2 separate regions of the Homo sapiens genome follow, and region 2 is linked to region 1. Evidence: chromatin loops called from intact Hi-C (ENCODE). Cell type or tissue: PC-9. All regions are shown on one strand. Links, peaks and the distances in the headings refer to the core of each region. The heading gives the core; the rest is flanking DNA.

What was found. A loop is a pair of places that touch in the nucleus more often than their neighbours do. Peaks named below come from ENCODE experiments on the same cell type or tissue, not always from the same donor. Only the 100,000 strongest peaks of a DNase experiment are listed, where the experiment ranks them.
Region 2: it touches region 1 in a loop (8-fold over the local background); 3 of 110 quality-filtered maps call a loop at or near these places.

Annotation. Positions count from the first base shown.
Region 1 is chr7:40,914,925-40,927,043 of GRCh38, reverse strand. It overlaps a transcript of SUGCT not described here. Among named protein-coding and RNA genes, the nearest start is that of LINC01450, 59 kb to the left of the region's middle. In PC-9, for the core only: no CTCF peak of the experiment used is centred there; DNase peaks (open chromatin) are centred at 4,553 and 8,163; H3K4me3 peaks cover 1,011 bases; H3K27ac peaks cover 4,751 bases.
Region 2 is chr7:40,997,550-41,009,668 of GRCh38, reverse strand. It overlaps a transcript of SUGCT not described here. Among named protein-coding and RNA genes, the nearest start is that of LINC01450, 24 kb to the right of the region's middle. RefSeq lists an enhancer at 2,258-3,457. In PC-9, for the core only: CTCF peaks have their summits at 6,242 and 6,443 (motif pointing left); DNase peaks (open chromatin) are centred at 2,828 and 5,918; H3K27ac peaks cover 3,890 bases.

The DNA.
Region 1 (12,119 bases), core at 1,502-9,501:
ATTGAGATTTTGAACATGATCCCCTTAAAGGCAATGTCTAAACAGTTATACTGTCAGAGATAGCAGGAACATTCAGGTTTACAAGAGCCCTGGCAGCTCTATTAAATGAATCAGTCTTCACAACTTGGAATTTACCTCAAACTAATATTTGGCCTTGATGGAAAGACTGAAAAACAAACCAAAGTGTATTTGTCTGGTTGGGCTGCCATAACAAATTACCATACACTGGGTGGCTTAAAGAATAGACATTTATTTCTCACAGTTCTGGAGGCTGGGAAATCCAAGATCAAGATGCCAGCTGATTCAGTTCCTGGTCAGGGTTCCCTTCCTGGCTGAGGCTGGCTGTCTTCTCACTGTTTGTTCACATGGTAGAGACAAAACTGGAAAGTTTTCTGGTGTCTCTTATTATAAACACACTAATCTCACCATGAGGGACTGACCTTCATGACCCCATCTCCAAATACCGGTACATTGGAGATTAGGGCTTCAACATATAAATTTTGGGGTGATACAAACATTTGGTCCATTACACAAAGCAAACTACTTGAATCTAGAAACTATCTTATTACTTTATTCTAAGTTTTTATCTTTGCTCTTTAACAATCTTCTGGTTTCCAGCAGCAATTTTAGGAAATCCTCTGATCTAGTATCTATGAATCTAGTAACATTTCTCCATTAAGGAAGAAATTTTGTGGATGTTTCACTGAATAACACCAAACAAAGAGTCCAATACAAAGACAATCTTACCCAATTCTCAAGAGTTAGTTTCTATGATTTCCATTATAAGCTAAGAAGAATAAGGCTTGATTACTACTATTGAAATATTGAGTAACATGGATGGTCCTGTTTGGGAAGAATCAAGCTGTATTAGGTAGTATTTACTCAGCATCAGTAGTAAGTTCTTAATTAGCAGAATGAGCAGTGGAGTGGGATTTTTTTTTTTTAAACAGGAACTTGCTCTGTCACCCAGGCTGGAGTGCAGTGGCGTGATCATGGGATCATAGTTCACTGCAACCTCAAACTCCTGGCTCAAGCAATCCTCCCACCTTGGCCTCCTAAGTAGCTAGGATTACAGGCATGTGCCACCATGCCTGGATAATTCTTGGATTTTTTGTAGAGATGGAGTTTCGCCATGTTGCCCAGGCTGGTCTCAAACTCCTGGACTCAAGCAGTCCCCCCATCTCAGCCTCCCAAATTGTTGGAATTGCAGGCATGAGCCATCATGACTGGCAAGAAATTTTAAATGACACCTTAACCAGTGCTTTTGGCTTGAGTATGATTCGTGACTCTGCTGAGGTTCCATAAATTTGTATTGTGAATACATCATTTTGGATGGGATTGGAAGCTGGTCCAGTTTTCTTATCTTGGTATCCGGTTCAGCTACTTTCTCCTCCCTGCTCTCAACTGGGGTTTCTCCAGACTCATGTAAACCACCAAGCCCAAAAGAGTTGTTCTGTGATGAAGAGAACACCTATTGAGCTTTATCTGAGCGGCTCTGCAGAATAGGGAATAATACCACTTAAAATTAAATAGAGCTAATATCTCAAAAAGCTGAAAGAATGCCAAGGTTTGTCACAATAGTTATCTCTGGGAAGATGATATACATGTGGACAACTGAGGAGGATGAATTCATTGTGATTGTATTCTATTAGGCATATTAAAAAGCAAGTCAGACAAGACCATTCCTTTCCCTGAAACAATTCAAATTGAAAGAGTCATGCAGAAACCAGTCTTTACATGGGGGAATATCATGTGGGTTCATCCCATAAGATAAGAAACCATTTTCAGTGTGAATTTTAGCTTTTGACTACTGTCAGAAAGTATAGAAAATTCTCATAAAAATAGAAAGTCAGGATTTGCTTAAGAAAAGTAAATTTTATTCCAAGGGTTAGTCAGGGGCTATTATAACCCAGAGATATCATTAATTAAGCTCTGCAAGCTGTGGCCTGCTATAGCTCTCTTCCTTCTAAAAACAGAGACTGCAAAAAGCTTTAGGTGTATACACCAGACTTGGAGAAACTTACATGTGGTACACTGGGAGTCATGTACAAGAATCTTCATAGCAACACAATATCCATATGACTAGAGAATGAATACATCATGATATTTGTGATAGATTATATAGCATAAAAATAAATGTGCTATAGTTACACATAATGACATGAAAGCATCTTACAATCTGTGAATGAAGAAAGTTCACCTTGACTTTACTAAAGTACTGATGATACAGAATTAATAACAAGCACTGCCTATGTTTTCTTCCTTTGTTCACTCCATCTGAGCATTAAATTATTAGTTTCATGGCCTGTACGTTATGCACACTGTAAATCTGAGCCCCAGAGATAGTCCTCCATGTTTAAGAGTGTCTTGTAATGGATACCTAGTTGAAGGAGAGAGCTGAGGTCCTTGGATCCATGCTGATGACTGATGGGCTAATCATCCAAGCCAGTCCTGGAGCATCTTCCTGTAGGGTCTAATATAGAAAATTGAGTCTGGGCATAGTGGCTCATGCCTGTAATCCCAGCACCTTCAGAGGCCAAGACAGGCAGATCGCTTGAGCTCAGGAGTTTGAGACCAGCTGGGTGGGGCAACCTGGCAATGCCCCATCTCTACTAAAAATACAAAAATTATCTGAGCATAGTGGTGCATGCTGGTGCATGCCTGTGGTCCCAGCTATTTGGAAGCTGAGGTGGGGGGATCACTTGAGCTGGGGAGGCAGAGGTTGCAGTAAACTGAGATCATGCCACTACACACACACACACACACACACACACACACGTAATTGAAAGATCCAGGCCACCTTGGCTGAAGATAAAATGTCTTAGTCAGTTTGGGGTGCTTTAACAAAATATTTAACACTGGATAACATATAAACAATAGAAATTTATTGCTCACAGTTCTGGAGGCTGGAAAGTCCAAATTCAAGGCACCACCAGATTTAGTGGCTGGTGAGGGCCAGTTCCTTATAGATACTGCTTTCTATGTGACCTCAACTGGTAGAAGGGGCAAATAAGCTCCCTCAGACCTCTTTTATAAGGGCACTAATCCCATTCATGAGAGAACTCTGCCCTCATGATCAAATCACCTTGCAAAGTTCCTGCCTGTTAATATATGAATTTGTGGGGGACACAAACATTCAGACCACAGTATCAAATGAGGAAGTTTATCATCAGCAGGGAAATGTTTCTATTCACAGTTCATGGAGATCAAGATCCACGGCCTCCAGGATGACTCAACTGACACTAAAGAAATAAAGACTAGAAGAATGAGAAGCACTCATTTAGAAAAGCAGAGAAGATAACTTAGAATGGGATCTGAAACACCAAATACCATATTTTTGCCAAGGATGTAGGCAATATTGATGGACTAGAGAAAATTGCAGGCCTGGGGAATCTGGTGGTCCCCAAGAAGAACCTTGACCAGTCAGTGCTTTTTCCTTAGAGGAGAGAAGATTTAGGGGCCTGTGAATTTATTCTCAAGCCAGAAATTCTGAAAATTATTTTCTGTCTCCTTGAATTAAGGTAACAGAACATGTTTCAATTTCAACGTTGATTATTGACTCTCTACCTAAGAGCTTTGTGCTCTGAATGGGTAAATGGTGCAAAACCATGGTTAATGATTATCAATGACCAAGCCAAAAATCACTATGTGAGCTAGAATTCTTGTCAAAACTGCTAAATGCCCTTGTTTTTTCTGATTCTCAAAAGGCATTTTTTCAGAATAAATGTCTCCTGCATGTAATATCTTCAACATAAATAGCAGACAATTCTATGATGTTCTCTGATGGTAACTTGCCAAGTAACTGCAATGCTTTTAAAACCAGGTAGGGAACCAAGGGGCCTAAGTTCCTATACAAAATCTCCACAGGGTGCACACCCAGGACAAAACACTGCTCATCTCTTTCTCCTCTTTCTTCACATTTATAGGCTAAGGAGTCTCCCTCAATTTCTATTTTATAGAGGCTCCAACTGAATCTTGAAAGCGCTGGCCTTGATGTCTACCTCTCCACCCATCTCAGCTTTCTAATCTTCCCAGAAGCACATACAAAATGGCCTTCTACCAAAGGGTCTGTCCAGTAGCTAAGAGCTGGGCACTTTCAAGACAGCTCAGAGGGCAAATCTCCTATTAGTAATTACTTGGTATTGCCCATGCCTGTGTAAAACAGCCAAAGGGCAGGAAATACCACCGGGGCAAAGAGGGGAAAGATAGAGGCCTGTAAAGAAATATGTCTGAAGGCAAGTCAGCTATGTGTGGCACTTATTGCAAGGTAAAACTCCACTCACCATTATGAGAAAGTTACTAACTCCAACTCGAGGCAACTGTCAAGGGCACCTTTCAATTTACTAACCCAAAGCTCATGTGGCCTCTCCTTGAATTTTGCTCTATTTTGGATGAAGTGAAATATACCAGTGGATTCTTTCAAGAGAAGCTACAGTCATTGTTGATTTCTACACTCTCAGTAAAGAAACCTTGTGTTTTTTGCTTCCTTTTAAAGTATGCATGTGATGTCAGTTTTGCCCAAGGCTGCTGTCTCTGTCTCCTTGGCAAGGACTAAGAACCCTGCCCCATGAGTCAAGCTCTCTGACTCCTGAGGCGTGAATATGAGGCAGACTGCAAGAGCCACCTAATGAAGAAGGAAGGTGTTCTCTTCAGAAGCACCCAGGTCTTAAAAAGCACAGGCAAAGAGCCAAAGAGTTTCCTGAAATTAGGACTTGGAGTGCTGGTGCTCCTACCACCAGGGAAGCCAGGTGAAACAACATCACCTCTTTCCTGATCAATTTTACAGAAACTCTGGGATAGGTGACAAATACTTTACTAAGCCCAAAAGGGGTCACTAGAAGACATAGTCCGATTTGGAAGAATGCTAAGCTTAATCATTAAGGAACTCCTCACCCCTCTAAACCCTGGAGTAAAAACCAAGTGTCTCTCCTCATAGCATTGGATAACCATGGAAACAATCCAGGGGGTGACAAATACGGGAAGATACATTTTTTTCCTTTCTAACACATCTGAGTTAATATAGGAACACTGGTGTCTCTTTTGAATCTGCAACTTAACTGACTTCACTACGATTTATATTCATGTTATGGATATATGCAACTTCTCCAGGGTAGAGAGAAAAAGATGGCAATATTTAATTTTAATGTTCTAAATAAATGGCTGGAACTGCCACCTCCCTATTGTGAGATTGTCCTCAGCTCCAGTCTAGAGCCTTTCCTTGCATGCTCATACATGCACACACCCACACAAACCTCTCAAAGTGCAGTGGGCAACCTCACTTTCGAGCTGAGGCCCACGAAAAGCAGGAGGTTACAGCCACCACCCCCGGGGGTTGGTAGCTTTGGAAGCAGACAAAGGCCTCTGCAGGAGATGACAGCTGGGAAAAGCCGAGGCATCTGATTGTGCTGTTCTTGCTTACTGGGCTCTTCTTTGCCACTGGAGAAAGTTTAGAGTCCTGACCTAGCTCCAGGAGTTCTTCGAGGTGAAGAGTATTCCAGCCTACACTAAGCCTGGTCTCCCAGTGCCGCCTGCTTCACCTAGGTGAGATCTGAGCACCCTGATGACCTGCTTCAGTACGAAGGTGCACATGGCCCCCAGCCTCTCTCTACCTCCATGGAGGTTTTATTTCAGAACCCTTGCTATTCCCTCTCACTAGGACCTTTCCACCCTGGCGGAGTGCAGCAACTTTGGATTTTGAAAACACAAGGTTCAGGGACCTGTGCTTCTTTGTTTTTAAAAGGCCCCTATAGTCCACATACAAATTTATTCACCTCGCTTCCAAATAATATATTATTTTGTAAAAAAATAAATAAATAAAATAAAATTTAATTTAAAACCAGAATTTTCACCTTACAAGCACCTATTAAAGTGATTCTTACAATATGAATATTTTTGATTTATACTAACACATTTCCATCTGTATCCCTAGAGCACTGGCAAATGCAGGAAGGTGCCAATAACATCCAACCTGTGATGGGAGATACAGGCATAGAGTGTGGAGCTAACAGTACCTGACCCAGAAACAATTACCCTCAGGGCCAACACCAACCTGTCCACTTCCTTAAAGTGAGCATAGCACAGGAATACTAATCACAGCAATGGGACTGCAATTTAATTACCATCCAAATGAACACGCTTGGCATTTTGTTCTTTTCTTTTCCTTCTGAGGCTTTCAGAAAACAAGGTATTAAGTATTTAAACCTTAAACTTGCTTATCTTTCATTTTATTTTTATTTATCTCTTGGCTACATTCTCTCATGCTGTGTCTCCTTTGCTCTCTGATAATATCTAAAGGTAGTCCATCCTTTCTCTTTCATCTGGGGATCTAGAGATACATTGACAAATAGAAGATCTGCCAATCAACAATTTGGGAGGATGATTTTCCTGTTTAGACAAAGAATAATGAAAGAGAAAGAAGAAATAAAACCAACCAACTGACAAACAACAATAAAACTGAAGCCCAATTCATGTCTGAGGCTCTGACATGACCACATGCCAACAGGAAGTAGCTGGACCACCTCGCTTCCAAATGGGCTGAGTTGGGGGTGCATTTTTCAGTCATTCCTGGAGAAGTCCCACCCTCTCCTTCAGCCCTTTCTTTTTGGCAATATCAGCAGGTACAGGTCAGGTGATAGCAGATATTGAACTTTCCAGGGCTTCTGGTGATATTCTTGTTAATCTCACTCATAATTGTCATTTGTCCTGCACAGGGCATACTTTCCTCACAGAAGAAGCCAATTCAACGGGAGAAATATTTATCATGGGCATCATATATGCCATATCTAGGCACTTAGGAAAGAAGAGACCGAGATATGGTTCCTTCTATGAGAAAATGACAATCTAACCAGTGAGCTAGAAATATAAATGACTTCAACACAAGGTCATAAGTGGAGAAATAATTCTGGAATGTATAGGGGACTATGGAAGCACTCAGAGGGGCCTTTAACCAAGTAGAGGAGGTGGAAGAAGGTAGTCAAGAAAGATACCTCCGAGAAGGTGCTCCCAGGCTGAGTTATAAAAGAAAAGGAGGCAACACCATGATAAAAACTATGGAGGAAGAAAGAAGCATGAGCCACACACTGGATCAGCAAGATGTGTTCAGGCAATTGGAGCTAATGCTAGAAGGGAAGGTGCAGAAGGGCTGTTAAAGGAGCTCTGGGAGATGCATGTGAAGAATCAGGAGGAGTCAGGCTGTGAAAGGCCTGGCTGTGTTCTGAACATGTAGGACTTTGTCAGGTAATTGGGAGTTGTGGAAAAGTATTACACAAGTAAGTTAGATGGTCAGGTAGGTCCTTCTAGCAACAATCTAAAAATGTAGTGGGGTGGGGGCAGTGGGGAAGGAGGAAACTAGAACAAGGAGACCTGTCAATCAGTTATTATAATACTTCTGTATACAGGATCATAAAAGATAAATTAAGAAACCTTGGGTTGGAGTTCTGTGTATTTTATTAGCAACAATCTGAAATGTATTGGAGTGGGGGCAATGAGGAAGGAGCAAAGCTAGGATGAGGAAACCTGTCAATCAGTCGTTACAACACTTCTGTATACAGGATCATAAACAATATATTAAGAACCCCCCGTTTGGGGTCATTTAGGAGGTAAAATGAATAGGACTTTCTGAGTGATTAAACAGAAAATGGTGAAGATGGTTGATTCAAAGGTAATTTCCCAGTGCCTGGTTGAGATAATTGGGTGGATGCTGGCACCAACAAATAACAGACAATCCAGGAGGAAGCTTACTTTTAGGGAAAGATGAGTAGAGTGTTAGACAGAGTGAGTTTGAAGTGTCCGTGGGACATGCAGGTAGAGATATCTGGTAGTCCCTGAGCAAATGAGTGGAAGCCTGAGGAGAGGTCAGGGCTACAGAAATAAATGTGTGAGTTATCTGTGGCTAGCAGGTGGTTAAAGGCATGTGATTCAGTGAGCTCATCCAGAAAGAACACTTAGAATGAGTAGAGAGGAAAGATAAAACTCAGGAAAACCCCAGCAGCTAAGTGGATGGCGCTCCATGCCTGTGAAATAAGCCAGAGTGTGTCAGGTAACTTTTCTCTCATCACCACTTGTGAGGTAACTTTTCTCTCATCACCACTTGTGAGGGAACTTTTCCATCTATTCAGAGTCCCACAGATACCAGATCCTTCTGACAATGACATAAGCATATTTGTATAAAACAGTGATATAAGAGATTAAAAGTATTACCCTGTCTTGTGGAATTTAGACTCTAAGGAACTCTGGCTGTTTGAGTATTTGAATACCAAAGAAATGAACCACTAAGAATGGAATTTCAGTCATAAACAAAGATTTCTAAAGCTAGGATGGGCACCAAGGAATACATTCTCTCTCCCCTCCCTCCTTGTTCTATCCTTTTATTTCGATCATCTTCCAGAATTCTGGTCTCACTCAGTGGGTTCCATTGCATTTCAACCTGGAGAATGGTTATAAGGTCTGATAGAAGGTAATGTCTCTAAAACAAGTAGATTATTCCCATGCTAACTTGACTTTCCTCTTATCATCATAGCTTTGGGGCTGTAATAGACTAACAGATTTTTCTATATCCCCCAAACCTTTTTTTTTTTTTTTTTTGAGACAGAGTCTCGCTCTGTCGCCCAGACTGGAGTGCAGTGGCACAATCTTGGCTCACTGCAACCTCTGCCTCCCGGGTTCAAGTGATTCTCCTACCTCAGCCTCCTGAGTAGCTGGGATTACAAGCACACGCCACCATGCCCGGCTAATGTTTGTATTTTTAGTAGAGACAGGGTTTCACCATGTTGGTCAGGCTGGTCTCAAACTCCTGACCTCGTGATCCGCCCGCCTTGGCCTCCCAAAGTGCTGGGATTACAGGTGTGAACCACCGCGACTGGCCTATTTTCCCCTTTTTACCAAAGACCCTTTTCAGGGGGGTATGAGGAGATGAAGAGACTTATTTTCCACCCAATTTTATTCTCCTGCCTCTAGGCTCATGGCTAGGAAACATTTCCCACCTCTCCATGTAGTGATCCTCTAACTGGGTTTTCTCCAATGGAAAGTGCCTGCCCTCCTATATCTAGGCCTTCAGGATGTGGATGAGTATTATGAACTGAATGATTGTATCCAGCCAAAATATATATGGTGAAGTCCTAACCCCCAATGTGATGGTATTAAGAGATGGAGCCTTTGAGAGATAATTAGGATTAGATGAGGTCATGAGAGCAGAGCCCTCATTCTAAGATTAGTGCCCTTGTGAGAGGAGAAAGGGATGCCAGAGGTTCTTCTCTCTACCATCTGAGGACCCAGCAAGAAGGTGGCCATCTGCAAACCATGAAGAGGGCCCTCGCCAAAGGCCAAATCTGCCAGTGCCTTGTTCTTGGATGTCTCAGTCTCCAATACTGTGAGAAACATGTTTGTTGTTTATAAGCCACCAAGTTTGTTTTTGTTGTTGTTGTTATAGCAGCTTGAACTGAGACAACTGGCTTCTTCTCTCCTCCTGCAGCCTAGATCCTGGGTATGTCTGTAACTCAGTCTCTACCATGCAGATGATGGCAAGGCCCTAAAGGATGATGTGGTCACAAAAGGAGAGGAATCTGGGTGGCTGCGTACATCCCAGAGACCTTGACCTCTCATCTTGAACTTCTAGAGAAAAATTAACTTCTTGTTCTTTGAGCCTCTAAATTTGAGGAAATATTTTTATAAGAGTAACCTACTACCCTAACTTATGTATGGTAGAAACTGTGGGTAAGATGGGTAATAAAACCAAGAACTGCTCCTTCTTCTAAAGGGAATTACATAGTATTTTTCAATTATAGAAAACATTGTAAGGTCATTTTATAATGATTAGAAGAGTCGAAGATACAAAAAAAGTTTACTAGAGTTGACAGTCATGAATTTTTGTCCAAAGTCTTCCCCCATGGGGAGCTAATGCTTCTCAACCCAGAGGAAAAGAAATCTACATTGTATGATTGAGGAACTCCTGATGTCCCTCACTGGGTCTGTTGAATAATAGCTTATTGCTGTGTTGGACATTCCCAGGCTACTTTGTCAGACGAGAAGATTACTTAACATATTCAGTTCCTGGGGCCCTCTTTTATCTACAGTGTTTTTTATGACTCCTTATTTACTTGAACCAATAGATTCCGACATTCTGCACTCTTAGTTATGGTCAATCAATCATGTGTTTCTAATTCTGTAACTACTCCAGACTCCATAAGGCTTTGTCAATAGCTTCATGTATGGACATTTTTAAAGTATAATATCTGTGTGTATAAAGAAACAAATGAATAATAAATGTTAAAGCCTACACAGTCTGACCCTCAAAAAGTGCCAGTAGCATGTCTTTGTCTTTTCTGTACACATACATACAAACACATGCACATACATAAAGTTGTTTTTTAAGTAATTGAAAAATCAAACACCAGATAGTAGAATGTAATTAAAATGTCAGCTTACTGATTCAGAAAGAGAAGTATTCAAGTGTAGACCTAGATTCAGTTATGATAGGATGCTATTACCCACATGATGTTATCAGGATTCAGTTTATCTCTTTTCATCTGTATTGGCTTCATTCTCAAAAAGACTCCTCCTTCATCCTCACAAGATGTCAGAAGCTCATGAGCTACCTAATGCCAGGTTAAAATCTAGTAGTAACTAGTGAGAGTCTTTCCTAACATGGTCCACATCCTGGGATTCACTTTAACTGGACTTGCTCCATTCATACCCATCCTTCAATCAACCACTGCAATCAGAATGACTTAGGACTACATCATGCACTTCATTTCTAGAGCTGTAAGTGGACCCATACCTAGACTGTGTGGACTGAGAAGAAGTAGATCCCATACAAAATATTAGGTCTGGTACTGAAAGAAGAAGAAACAGGTGATGGAGAAACAAATAGCAACCACCCACTGCGGTTAATCTCTTGGCTGCCTAACATTCATATACAATTCTAGTGCTAATATGTATATCTGTGTGTGTGTGTGTGTGTGTGTGTGTGTGTGTGTATGTAGAGAGAGAGAGAGAGAGAGTGTCCCACATCCATATATGACATATATAATATACTCACTCAGTCTCCAGAAAGAAAAAGTAAAATCTCATTTGATGGTTTCACCCCACTTCAAGTTTAAGATTAATGGGTGATGTGCAGTTCTCACAAGGTACCCAACATGCCCAATATACAATGGTGGAGAGAGAACCAAAAAAACAGGGTGCGATGGGAAACATTAGTAATCATTGATTCAATGCATGTATCAAATTCTATTTTATTTACTTATGTATTTCTACATTGTCTGGAACATAGTAGGTACAGTAGTATTTGCTGAATTAATGAATGCACACACAGCTGGACAGGAATGGGAAGGGCTGCCTGTCCCAGCAGGAGAATGAGTTCCTTGCCCAGCTTGTCAAGTTCTTCCTGCTCTTCCCTCTGAGAGAATGGCTCCTGTCCTCTGCCTTTATGGCTACCTTTTCTGCTTTTGGTAGAATCCTCTTGGTCTTTTGTTTTCTGTGACCATATCTTAACACGGCATTGCCAAAACTGTCCCCATTATTAGCCTGTTTTTGTTGTTGTTATTACTGTTGTTGTTGACAACATTTCTTAGACCTCAGGGTTTTCTTAGAGACTAAACATTCATAGACAATTCCTCCTATGAATTGTCTGGCTCCTCCTTTAGGAACATTTGAGGTCTTACCTAGTTTCATATACTGAACTCCATAAGCCAGTCTCCAGATATCTTGTTGAGTCATGATCCTTGAAATTGGATTCCAGCCTGAGAATTTCTCTTTCTCAGTGATAAGACCGGTGCTCTGTCCATCCCTGAAGTCTTTCCCTTAGTGACCTTCGACTTTGTACTGCCCAGAGCAATTTGAAACAATAGTTGAGGTAAGAAAACTCATCTGGCACTCAGGCACCAACCAGCCGCACCTTAAGAATGTGGGTCATTATCCTCTTTGTCACGTAGGGAACAAGATATGCTCAGCAGTGATCGGAAAAGAAGTTAGCCCCACATTCTAATGGTATTTTCTGATACGATCCCTATCTTCCTGATTAGGTTTGCACTAATTTATGATTACGGTAAGAATAAACTTTTCTAAACCTGCAAAATTCCAGATCACCCAATTCTCATCTTCCTTATTTTACAGGGTTCATG
Region 2 (12,119 bases), core at 2,542-10,541, 82 kb before region 1:
GTGGATGGAAGGAAGGATGGATGGTGGATGGAAGGAAGGGTGGATGGTGGATGGAAGGAAGGATGGATGGTAGATGGAAGAAAGGATGGATGGTGGATGGAAGGAAGGATGGATGGTGGATGGAAGGAAGGATGGATGGATGGTGGATGGAAGGAAGGAAGGATGGTGGATGGATACATAGATGGACCCAGTTACCCAGTGCTCTAAGTTAGCAACCAAATTCACAAGAAGATTCATGGCTTTACCTGTCCCGTGGCACTAGGCCTATGATTTGGGAACCTAAACTCAGTTCAGTCTCCTTCCTCTAATTTTTATGAAGAAACATTTTATTCATTGAGCCCTGGGTATAAAAATCATTTTGAGAATTAATAATTAACATAGATTCATAGACTGTGAAATCGAATCTTTCATTCCATTGCCCATCATTTAACATATAAGTTGCTTTTTTTTTTTTTTTTTTAGAGAGAGACATTGTCACCCAGGCAGAAGTGCAGTGGCACTGTCATGGCTCACTATAACCTTAAACTCCTGGGCTCAAGCCATTCTCTCACCTCAGCTTTCCAAAGCTCTGGGATTAAGGCATGATCCACCATACCCGGCTAAATTGCATTCTTTAGAACTGCATTTTCCCCAAAATAAGTCACTTTTAAGCCATGTCCCTTTTTTGCTCATACCACAGGACATTTAATACTACTGGAAACAGAGATACCATCATATTCTCGCAAGACCCAACAAGAAGCCACCATGCATCGGGACCAGACACCATCCCTTCGGGTGGGACCAGATACCATCCCTTCGGGTGACCACGAGGCAGCAGGAGGGACACACTGCCAACAAGCACCACTGCATCCTGCCAGGTCCTCCCCAGTCAAGAGAAGAGGGCAGGAGAGGTGTGCATGAAACAGACCCAGGGAAGGGCGCATTTGCCCTCCAGCAGCGTCATTTATAGTGACTGGGGGGACTTGCAATACAGGGAAACTGGCATCTCACTCCCCACCGAGAGGCCTCCCAAGCTTCCAGAGCTGGCAGACTCAAGATGTCTCCATGGAAGATGTGGAGCCTTGAGGTGCGATACAGGCAGAGAGGAACACGCAAGCTGTGGCCTGCTTTCAGTCTAGGAATTTCCCAAGGCATGAGTGTTGACTTGGAGGGACTGTGGTAGCAATTCCCGGGGAAAGAGAGGGTGATCCCCAACCCACCTAGTTTTCTTCTGTGCTGAGAGGACATGAAATCAGACTGTGACCTTTCATTGGCCCCACTAAAAGAAACCCGGATGTGAGAGGAGGTGCTGGAGCCAGGAGGTTCCTCCAGGCTCCACCGAGTGGAGACCTGAGATGCCCTCCCAGGGCTGATGGCAGACAAGGCTGCGTTCAGGAGCGTGGGGTGGAAGAAAGCTTAAAAACACATACAGCACTTGCATGGAAACTCCTAGAGGAAAATGGAACCAGGAAGAATCAGAACAGTGCCCAGGGGCGCCTCCCTCCCACAGGCAAGTGGCCATTTAAGAAAGGATTTCTGTGCATCCCCCAGCCCTCCTTCAGGCTCCCCAGAAAAGCTGGGTCTACGGGAGGGGGAGGATAGCATTGCTCCACAGCCAGATTTTGCCCCCCACCCTCTTTCTAAGCAGCCAGAGTCACAGCTCTAGCTTTAAATTGGATATGCAATTAAGGGTTTAAATTAAGCCACACTAAGTTTTAATTACCAAATGTGACCAGGAAGTTATGGAATACACCCAAGATTTTGTTAAGGGAAGAGAAAACTGTGGATTCTACATAGCACAATTGAACACAACGATTTAAAAAAAATACATAAGACCATTTAATTCTTTTTTTTTTTTTTTTTTTTGGATTTCAGTTGTAATTCCTTCAAGATTCCATTGTCATAGAAGCTTTTACTTAAAGCAAATTCCATGCTTTCATGGTCAAATAATCCAAGAATGTTAATTTCCCCTTTCTTTTTCTTGTTTTTTGCATATTTGTGGGATTGCATAGTGTAGTTTCACTCATTGATTATCCCACATTAAATCTTTCACCAAAAGTTCAAAGTCAAGTAAGTATTTGATCACTTGCAAGGGAATCTATCTGGCATTGGTGACTAGGTCTCCAGAGCAGAGAAATTAGATGAAGTGCCAAAGCATTGCATCCGGTTCCCTGGGTGATATTCTAAGGCGTGCACACAGCAGGAACAATACTCTTGGCCAGAGTCAGAGAGGAAGTCATGAGCTCCCGTGCTGAGTATATTCTTGGGTCTCCCCTTGTTTACATTTTGCCACTCTTGTATATCCCTAGCTTTACTCTGGATTAAGGAGGCCTCGACTTGTTGTAAAATGCTTTTGGAAAAGCCTGTTCAGTGAGGGCCATCTCACTTGATCAAACAGGATCATGCAGACCAATCAGTAGTGTAATATTAAGTAGTCAGGGTGCCACTTGAGAAAGGAGACCCATCCTTTGTTTTTGAATGATGACTCTTCTATCAAAATCTGTGTTTTATTGTCATCAAAGTTAAAATGGAAATAAAATATATTTTTAAAATAAAATAGGATTTGTTTCCACTCAATTTAAAAAAAAAACTGAATCTCTAAGCTTAAGATTTTTCCATATTAATAAAATGAAAATTTTTTCCAGAAACCTCTCTGAGGCCCTTCTTCTTTAAATTTATGTCAGCTTCATAACCAACTAACAAAGATATATGTTGTGATAGAGCCCATCACTTCAGTGGATAATCATGTAACTTACAGAAATCATTTCACAATCTTCAGATAGTTATTCTTCAATCTGCCAAGGTATTCAATCAATAAATGCCATTCTATGTAATCATTGCAATGACTGCCAAATGATGCAATCTTAAAATGCGGAAGAAAAAAAGTCAAGAAGGAGAAGGGTGAGTATCCAAGACAGAACCAAGTATTTTACAACAGGCCTTTCAGGTAGACTGGCTGAATTCCATATAAGCTCATTCATATCTGGAAGTCTTTATCGTTGTCTTAAGCCTGGAAATCAATGACCACCATCCCCTTGAGAGCCTGAAACCTGAAACAAGCATATTTCTTTAAGCACCTTTGCAAAAGTACTTAATTTTCCATGAGAACTCACTGTCTTGACCTGGCTCCTGGAATTCAAGGGAAGGGTGGAAAGTCAAGTCCAATAAATGAATAACTTTCAGGAACTTCAAACTTCATTATTTCTGATGGCAACCCAAAGCTTTTTCCATTATAAAAAAAAGGGCAAGGTATTTTGCACTCAAGTAGCTCTTTCAAAGAGGAGAATGAGAGCATGCAGCCCTCTTTACTCTGGTGAGAGGCTCACATTCTATATCTTGTTGGCTCAGAGTGCCTTTGTTTGGAGTCCAGCCCCTGGTTGAGGGTCAGCTAATGAAAGAGGAAATGAGGTTCAAATTCTTTAATTAGTTTTGTCAGTGATTCTCTATGGTTGGCAATAAAAGCAATACTTTCTGGGAGATCAGGTTCTCTTGCTGAAACTTTGGATAGGATAAAGCGCTTGAAAGGCCAAGATCATTTTCAGCCCATTGTTACAGCCTGTCTCTGAACTGGGCTTTTTACTGAAAAGCTTTGGAGCCAAAATTTTTATGTCATCTCCACAGTCATGTCTCACAGACATCAATAAGCATGTCTCTTTCAGATATTTATCAATACATCTTAGGAGGGCTTCACAAAACAGTATATTCTGCAAGCCAACTGGGAGAAAAACAAGTTTTGTTTGGGAATGTTGTGAATGAACGTTGCAGTCTGGGATACACATTTCCTGGAATGCTCGGAGGTCAAGTTCCCCAAAATGGGAGTACTTACACAAGGTTGAGGGCTAGTCACCAAGGATGGGGAAACTGGCTTAGAAGTCAGTATTGGGGGTGAGGGAAATCAGCATAGAAGCATCTTTGGAATGACCATGCCCTTTCCTAACAGCAAGTTCTATGCCCTGATCTTCACATAGGTCCTTATAAGGCTGACCACATAGCCTGATATAAAGGCAACAAACCTAAACATAGGTAACCTCATTGATAACAGTCATGTACCCACATGGAAATTCTTCCCACAGCACAGAGTAAAAAGAGGATTCCAGTGCTACCTCAAAATGGGACATTGCAAACTTGAACAAAACCCACAAAGGAGAAGTTGCCATGTCTTTCCAGCTTTTGGAACAGCTGGAGCTTGTCTGAAAGAAACCACACCCTGGACCTCCTCAGTGAGTCATGGCCCTTCTCCTTCCTTGGGGAATACCCGCATTTCTTCCTGATGGAGAAGACTTTATATGGAGACACCTCTTTTATCCCTCATGGGTGGGGGGATGGGGCAGGAAGAAAGTTTCCAATCTAATATTAACATTCAATTTCAGAAAAGTGTTTCTTGGGCAGCCTGACTTGCTTCGATAGGTCTGTATCAAACACAGAGCATACCTTCAGCTGAGGGGGAAACACTGGCTTTCTAAAGGGTACTAAATCTCCTCACTCAAACTTTACTGTCCGGGAAAATTAAAAAAATAATTCCTTATGAAAATCATCTCTCTGATTCTAGGCACCAGATGACTCTGAAAGTCATGTTAGGCGCACATCACATGCACCCAGGAGAGAAACTCAAGCAAAGACAGCAAACAATGGCAAAGAGACAGCATAGGAAGTACGCAGTTGCTTGCCATTTTTTGGGCAAATGCTCATCAATGTTTACTTTTTCCATTGCAGATATGTATTTTGTGTGATTCTTCAGGGCCAAGTCCACCGATGTCACAATAAACATATTGTCTCTAAGTTCCATTAACTTCCTGCCATATCTTGGGAGCTTTCTTCCCAGGGGAAGGGATCAGTTACTTGTTTCAATGAGAAGAATATTGAGATGCCAGTTATTTTTTTTTTTCCACAAGGGTAATGTATTATACCCATAATTTGTAGAATATTTTACTGTACAGTAACTTTTCTATGTGATTATTTGGTTCTTAATTCAAAACACTGGGTACATGTTTTCAAACAGCAGGGAGGACAGGAGTTGCAACTTACTGATGTCCCTGATAGCTCTTGTCTTCCATAGCCTGCCCAGTGGGCATCTTGTTAGAGCCATAGCAGTTCCTCTCTGAACCTGGTGGTATTTGTGATTGTGCCCATGATGTCCCATTGCAGATGTCTGCATATGATGCTGGCCTCTTGGCTGCAACAATGTGTCTCCCAGTGCTCCAGTTCTGCAGCAGTGTTTGAAATTTTCGTGCTGGGTCTTTTAAATTATTTCTTCTGCCCACCCTGCTTAGGATTGCTCAAAAAATAGCAAATAACAACAATACGCCTGCCTTCACTTTGCCAAAAGAAATGCCTGGGACTTTTCAGAAGCCACATTCAATTTATGAATAAATGAAATGGATCTTCTCGACCAACCATGACAATAAGCACTGGCCTACATATTCAGGGCCTGAAAGAAGTTGAGGCAATGGGCCTAATGAGAAGCAGTCAGCGAATCTAATGAGAATCAGACAGAAGGCCTAATGAGACATTTAACATGCTCTGCCTCTCCCTCCTCTTTTGTTCAGTTTTCATGGGAATCTGTGTTTGGGGAGCTCAGTTGCACTGGCTACAAGCAGATACATATGTCCTTAGTGGGGCGATCCAGGAAGCAATAGAAAGATGCCTAGGGATGGGGAGGGTGGATCTTGGAAAATGTACCCCAAGGCCATGATAATGTGGTGGGATGGATTTTTATTTTAACTGTATCTATACCTTTTCCAGAATATCGTAGAGCCATACAGCTATGGATGATGATACAATAAACAGGCAAGAGATTTCAATCGCATTATATCACTGCTCCTAGGAAAAGAGAGATAAGAAAAGCATGCTTTTCTGTTTCTGACCTTTGTCATTCAGAGAGAACCTCCTGGAATGTAAGTGTTGCACAAAGAAGGATACCTGGGATTGTCTCCGGATGAGGCAGCATTGCTTGGAACACTAGGTGTTTTCATTTGTTGATCTTGGATGGGGTTGGCAGCTAGAGAGAGATAGCTATCAAATTATAGGGTGGGCTGGGCTGAAGTCTCCATTACCTGTGCTGGAGGCAGGAAAAGGAAATAGAGAGACATATGCCCATGCCACCGTTAGAAATTTTGTCTGATGCATGGATTTAACAGTTTGGGAGTATAGCTTGGTTTTGAGAAAGTAGGCAAGATTTCTGTTTTATTTAGCTTGCAAGCACAGGAAATTTGCATTGGCCCTTGTCGCCTGCCTATCTAATTAACAGAGTCTCTTTGGATATACATGCTCTTTGTTTTATTTGCTTACCCAAATATATGCTTTAAATGCAACCCTATCCCTCTCTCTATCCATCTGTTTATTTATTTATGACAATTCTTCTTTTGGTTGTCAAGGTCCAGCTTCTGCTCGCCCACCTGTATCTGAGTTAAATCTGAAGGTAAATGGAACAAGCTTGCTCTTTGGTGGCGCCACCTAGTGGTCTCCCATGGCAACACAGTTCTCAGCAATCATAAATGACTAAGGACTTAGATGTCAGAATATTACGTAGGTTGGTGGGAGAAGTACAGAAAAGAAACGCACCGACATTTATTAAGTTCCAGGTGCTAAGCTCAGAATTTCACGGATTTCATCTTTCTTAAACTTTATAAAAACTCTATGTGGTAGATAATATCATTTCCTAATTATTGCTATTCATAAATAGCAGTATTTATGAATGCCCATAGGAGGCATTTTCATTGAATGCCTCCTATGGGCAGGGCACTGTGCTAGATGCTTTATATACCATTGACTCATCTGTCCTAGTAACAGCCCATAAGGCGTGAATTATGTGGTCTTTTGAGTCTAATTGCCAGGATCTGCAACAGGCCCCAGCCCTTTCAAGCTGTCCCTATTTCATTTTCCTCACCTATAATAATAGCACATACATCATAAAGCAGTTGTAAGAAACAAATAAGACTTCTAAAGTGCTTCAGAAAGTGTCTGACACCTAATAAGCATTAAATACATGCCAGCTAGTATTATCATTCATAATAGCGGCCAAGACTTTTGCCCCAGTGCAGCTAAACATTGCTGGACAAAAACCCAACTATGCTGACTGGTCTTCTAAATTTCATATTGTTAAATCTAAAATGGACACTCAATCATGCCAGGCAGCCCTCCTTGGGTTTCCCTTTCCTCTTCATGTTTAGGCTCTCCCAAGCAACGATTTCTCACCCTTCTGTCCTATCTTCTACATCCTTGCAACTCTCACCCTCGGCTGATGGCTGTGCCTCATTGCTGAGAAAGTAAGCAATCAGCCAGGAGCTTTTTCACCTCTTCTCCACCATATTTACTGACCTGCTTGTTCTCTGTCCTCTATCTCTTGATAAAGGATAAAGTTCGCATTCTCCACCGGGCACAGTGGTTCATGCCTGTAATCCCAGCACTTTGGGAGGCCAAGGCAGGCAGATCACTTGAGGTTGGGCGTTTGAGACCAGCCTGAACAATGTGGCAAAACCCCATCTGTACTAATAATACAAAAATTAGCCAAGCATAATGGTGTGTGCCTGTAGTCCCAGCTACTCAGGAGGCTGAGGCAGGAGAATCGCTTGCATCCAAGAGGCAGAGGTTATAGTGAGCCGAGATTATACCACCGCACTCCAGCCTTGGCAACAAAGCAAGACTCTCAAAATAAACAAACAAAAAAAAGTTCGCAGTCTAATGAGAAGGTGACTGTTCCAATTTTGCACCCAGCTCTCATGCACTCTTGTCTTTTCAAAGACTTGGCTCCTGCCTTGGCTAAATCATCAGATTCTTTCTGTATACTGTATTCCTGCTGTCAGCAGACAAACATGCAACTTTAAATGATTCTTGCCTGGAGGCTACATCCCTGTTAGGTCCTAAATGTTTGTGTCCTCCGAAAATGTATACATTTAAATCCTCACCACCAATGTGATGGTATTAGAAGATGGAGTTGTTAGGAAGTAATTGTCATGAGGGTGGAGCCCTTATGCATCAGATTAGTGCCCTTATAAAGAAAAAGACCCCAGAGATCTCTCTCACCCTAGTAACAGCAGTTGAAGATACAAAAGAAACCCACAGTCTGCAGGGCCCTCACCAGAACTGGACCATGCCAGCATCCTGATGTTGGACTTTCAGACTCCAAAACTATGATAAATCAGTTTCTACTGTTTATAAGCCACCATCTATGGTAGCTTATTCTAGCAGCCTGAATTCAGACATTCCCTCCAGTTAACATCCCATTCTCAGTCCCCATTTTTCTTAGTAGACTCTTTCTTATTCTTCCCACAACTCATTCCAACAAGACTTCTATTCCCCCTATATCTCTAGTCACCAAGAACGCTTATGCCACCAAATCCATAGTGTCCTCTCTCTTCACTTTATATCTCAGCAGGATGTTATACATCTTTGTGTGACACTCCTTCTCTGAGTTTCTGTGACACCACACTCCCCACTCATCTACCCTCCTCTAATTGACCTTAAATGTTGAAGTGCCACCTCAGAGCTTCAGCCAACGCTCTTCTCCTCTATCAGCATCTTTAACTGAGTAATGTTTTCAGACTCATCATGTTAAATATCATTTTTATATAAACATTGAAAGTAGATATCCCCAGCCCTGATCCCTCCCTGAAACTCCAAATTCAGAGACCACTCCCGACTTGTCTGTCATCTCCACATGGATATATGGCTGATAACTGAAACTGCCACAGCAAGAATTTTGATGCCACTCTTAAACATGTTTCTTTTCCAGTTTTTTAATTTTTTCTTAGTAAGTAGCATGACTATATACCTAGTTGGTCAAATGCAAAGCCAAGGAGCCAAAAACCTAAGAGTTATCCCTTGATGACTTCCTTAACCTTAAAAATATGTTGTGCCTCTGTCTATGCCTCTCCATATGCACATTTTCCCACTAGCAAGGGCCCCATCTTTTCTCCGGTCCATGAAATATCTCCTCACTTATCATCCTGATTTCTTCCAACACATCTACAAGCTATTCTCCATACAGCAGCTGGAAACATTATTTGCAAATATAAATCAGATCACACCACTACCCTCCTTTAAATCCATCCAATGGCTTCCTTTCACATTGTAATTAAATCCAAATTTCTCACTCTGGCTTACAAAACACAATATAGCATCTTTAAGAAAAATGATAATGATGCTTTTTCTTCATTTTGAGAGTTCTCCAGTATCTTTCCACCAAATTCCTTACAAAAAAAAAAAACAACTAAGTTAGGCAGAGTCTAACTTAGTTGCTTACAATTGAAGAACTGTAATTACATAGCCTTGGACTAGAATTCATTTAATGTCTGGCTCTTTGTAGGAAAACATTTGGGATATGGATAAATTATGGACGTATCAACCAGATTGCAAACTCCTACCATCCAAGACCAATTTAAGAATGTGTGTGTGCGTGTGTGTGTGTCCGTGCGTGTGTGTGTGCATGTGCATGCCTGTTTGCACATGTGTTCATGCATCTGTATGTCCATGCGTGTGTGTGTATGTGTGTAAGTATAATGAGTAATGCATGCACACACACAAACATAATGATGCTTAATAAGAACTTGTTGAGTGCTTTGAATTTGAATTACAATTGCTCATGAAATCTGCCTTCTCCCAAATCTCAAAAACAAAACAAAACAAAATAAAACACTCCCATCTTGTTCTGGAAAGGAAAAGAGCTGGCAAAGTCAAGGCCTGTTCAATGGGACTGTTGGATGGGGCCAACTTACCCATGAAGCACTGTGCTTGGGGCCCATGGTACTTTTAGGGACCCATGAAAATGTTTTAAGTTTCCTTTAAAGTCAAAAGAAAAAATTGATATAGTAACAAATATATAATAATAAATTCAGCTTGAATTTTTATTTATCTTTATGCCAAAGCAGTTGTCAAATGTAATTGTTAAATTTTTTAATGGAGGAAGGATGAAGGAAGCAGATGTTCTGGAAAGGTAAAAGTCCCACCATGATCCTGCTACTGGAGGCCTTGCTCTCTCCAGGAAAGTTTCGGGTAGCGGACTTTAGAATTTCTGGCCCCACTGGAATCTCATTGATTGGGGAGTGGGCTGTTACCCAGAAGAAATGATATAAGGAAGCAAAAGTAGCAGCATTCTACTACATTTATCCTGTTTTTGTTTAACACTTGTATAGTGTTATAAGTACATGCGAGGCACTATTTTACTTGCTTTGCAAACACGAAGTCATATAATCTACAGTCTCCTAATGAATAGGAAGTACGTCTCTAACACCCTGGCTTACTCTCTGTTGGCCTCTTTCTCAAGGTGGATGTTATTTAAGGATCAACAGAAATTCAAGCATAGAAATTGTGAATTTGTCCATCGATGTACCAGGCATGAAAGAATTGAAAGACTGATTTTTTTTTAAGTTTTAGTCCCAAGGCTGATGTTTGTCAAGTCTTTTCATCTCCTCAGTGATGGTTGGTCTTGCTTCAGGAAGACAAGAAGAATACTTTAAAATGAGAAAAAAAAAAAGCTGTGCATAATGGAAGAGCCTGTCCTTCAGGCAGGGCCCTCAATCTACAGACGTCCTCTCACCTAAATTTATGAAGATCGATCTCCAGGCTTTCCTAAGTAAGACATAAAGTTCAAAGTGTGTCACTTCGGCAGCTCACAGTACAGCAGTCTCTGTTGTGCCACACTGCATTCCACAGAGACAGGTGTATAACATGTTATATTTGCATTGGGTATATATTTACACATGTATGTGTACCACTGCTTAAATTACCTGTTACAGAATCATAAATGTGATCCCTTTGCAGTGTTTTCTTTTTCTCTTTTCAACACATTTTCTGCATAGTGAAATCCCAAGTTGAAGAATCACTGGAAGCTATTCTCAAGAGAGATCACCTAAGCTTTTGTAAAGTCCACAGTCATTAGGGGCGCAGTGAAAAGGAACTTGCTTTGGCTGGGAAGACAGAGTCAGGGGTGTCACCACCAATGAGGAGAAGCTCATTGTAGAGCAACCTTTCCTAATTCTGGATGCTCAAAATATCCCTTGGGGGCTTTCTAGAAGACACCAATACTCTAGGCTTTACCTAGGCTGATTAAATCAGAACCTTTGAGATTGTACCTGGGCATCAGCTAAAAGCTCCCTAGTTGATGTAACAATAAGCCAGCACTCAGAAAAGATACTAATTTATGACTGCTGGGCACAAGAGCTACTAAATTTTCCCAAATAAGACAAACCTTTGTAGCTACAAAGTGCCATAGGACTACAACATTTTTCATGTCATCCTTGTTCCTCTGGCTTTATTCTGGAGCAGTTTTTTAATGTAGTAGTGATTATGTACTCAGTTCAACACACCTAGCTCCTTTTTTTTTTTCAGAGTCTTACTCTGTCGCCCAAGCTGGAGTGCAGTGGTGCAATCTCGGCTCACTGCAACCTCCACCTCCCAGGTTCAAGTGATCCTCCAGCCTCAGCCTCCTGAGTAGCTGGGACCACAGGCATGTGCCACCATGCCAGGCTAATTTATTTTTGTATTTTTAGTACAAACGGGGGTTTCATCATGTTGACCCGGTTGGTCTCAACCTCCTGGCCTCAGGTGTTCTGCCCACCTCAGTCTCTCAGAGTGCTGGGATTACAGGTGTGAGCCACTGCCCACACCTACTTTCAAAATCATTCCGGAATTAAGTCCTCATTGAAAATTCTTCTTAAAACTACAGAGAGGCCACTGAGAGATCCCAGGGATGGACTCCAGGACCACTGAGAGATTTCCGAGGAGTAGCTGGTGAGCATTGAGCAGGTTGCTTATGAATACACCAGGGCAAGCACCCTTAGAGGAAACAGTCTACACCATTGTCAAGACAGGAAATGAAGCAAGTCAAGAGATCAATACCAAGAAAACTGATTTTAGGGAGAAGTGAGGCTTATCACTCCCATTCAACACAGATTTCTTGAATACCTATTGTGTTCCAAGTATGGGGTCAGGAAGGGGCAATCCCACTGTCTAGGATCTGAGAGCTTAGGAAGGAGATGTCATCAAATAATTTCAAAATTACATGGGAAATTATGAGCAGAGTAAGAAGATATGTTTGAACCAGGGTGATGCGTTTGAGAAGGTTTCTAAGAGATGCAACCTTATCCACATCTTGGGAAGTGAATATTATCCAAGTGAAGCCTGGGAATGCCTGGGGAGTGGCC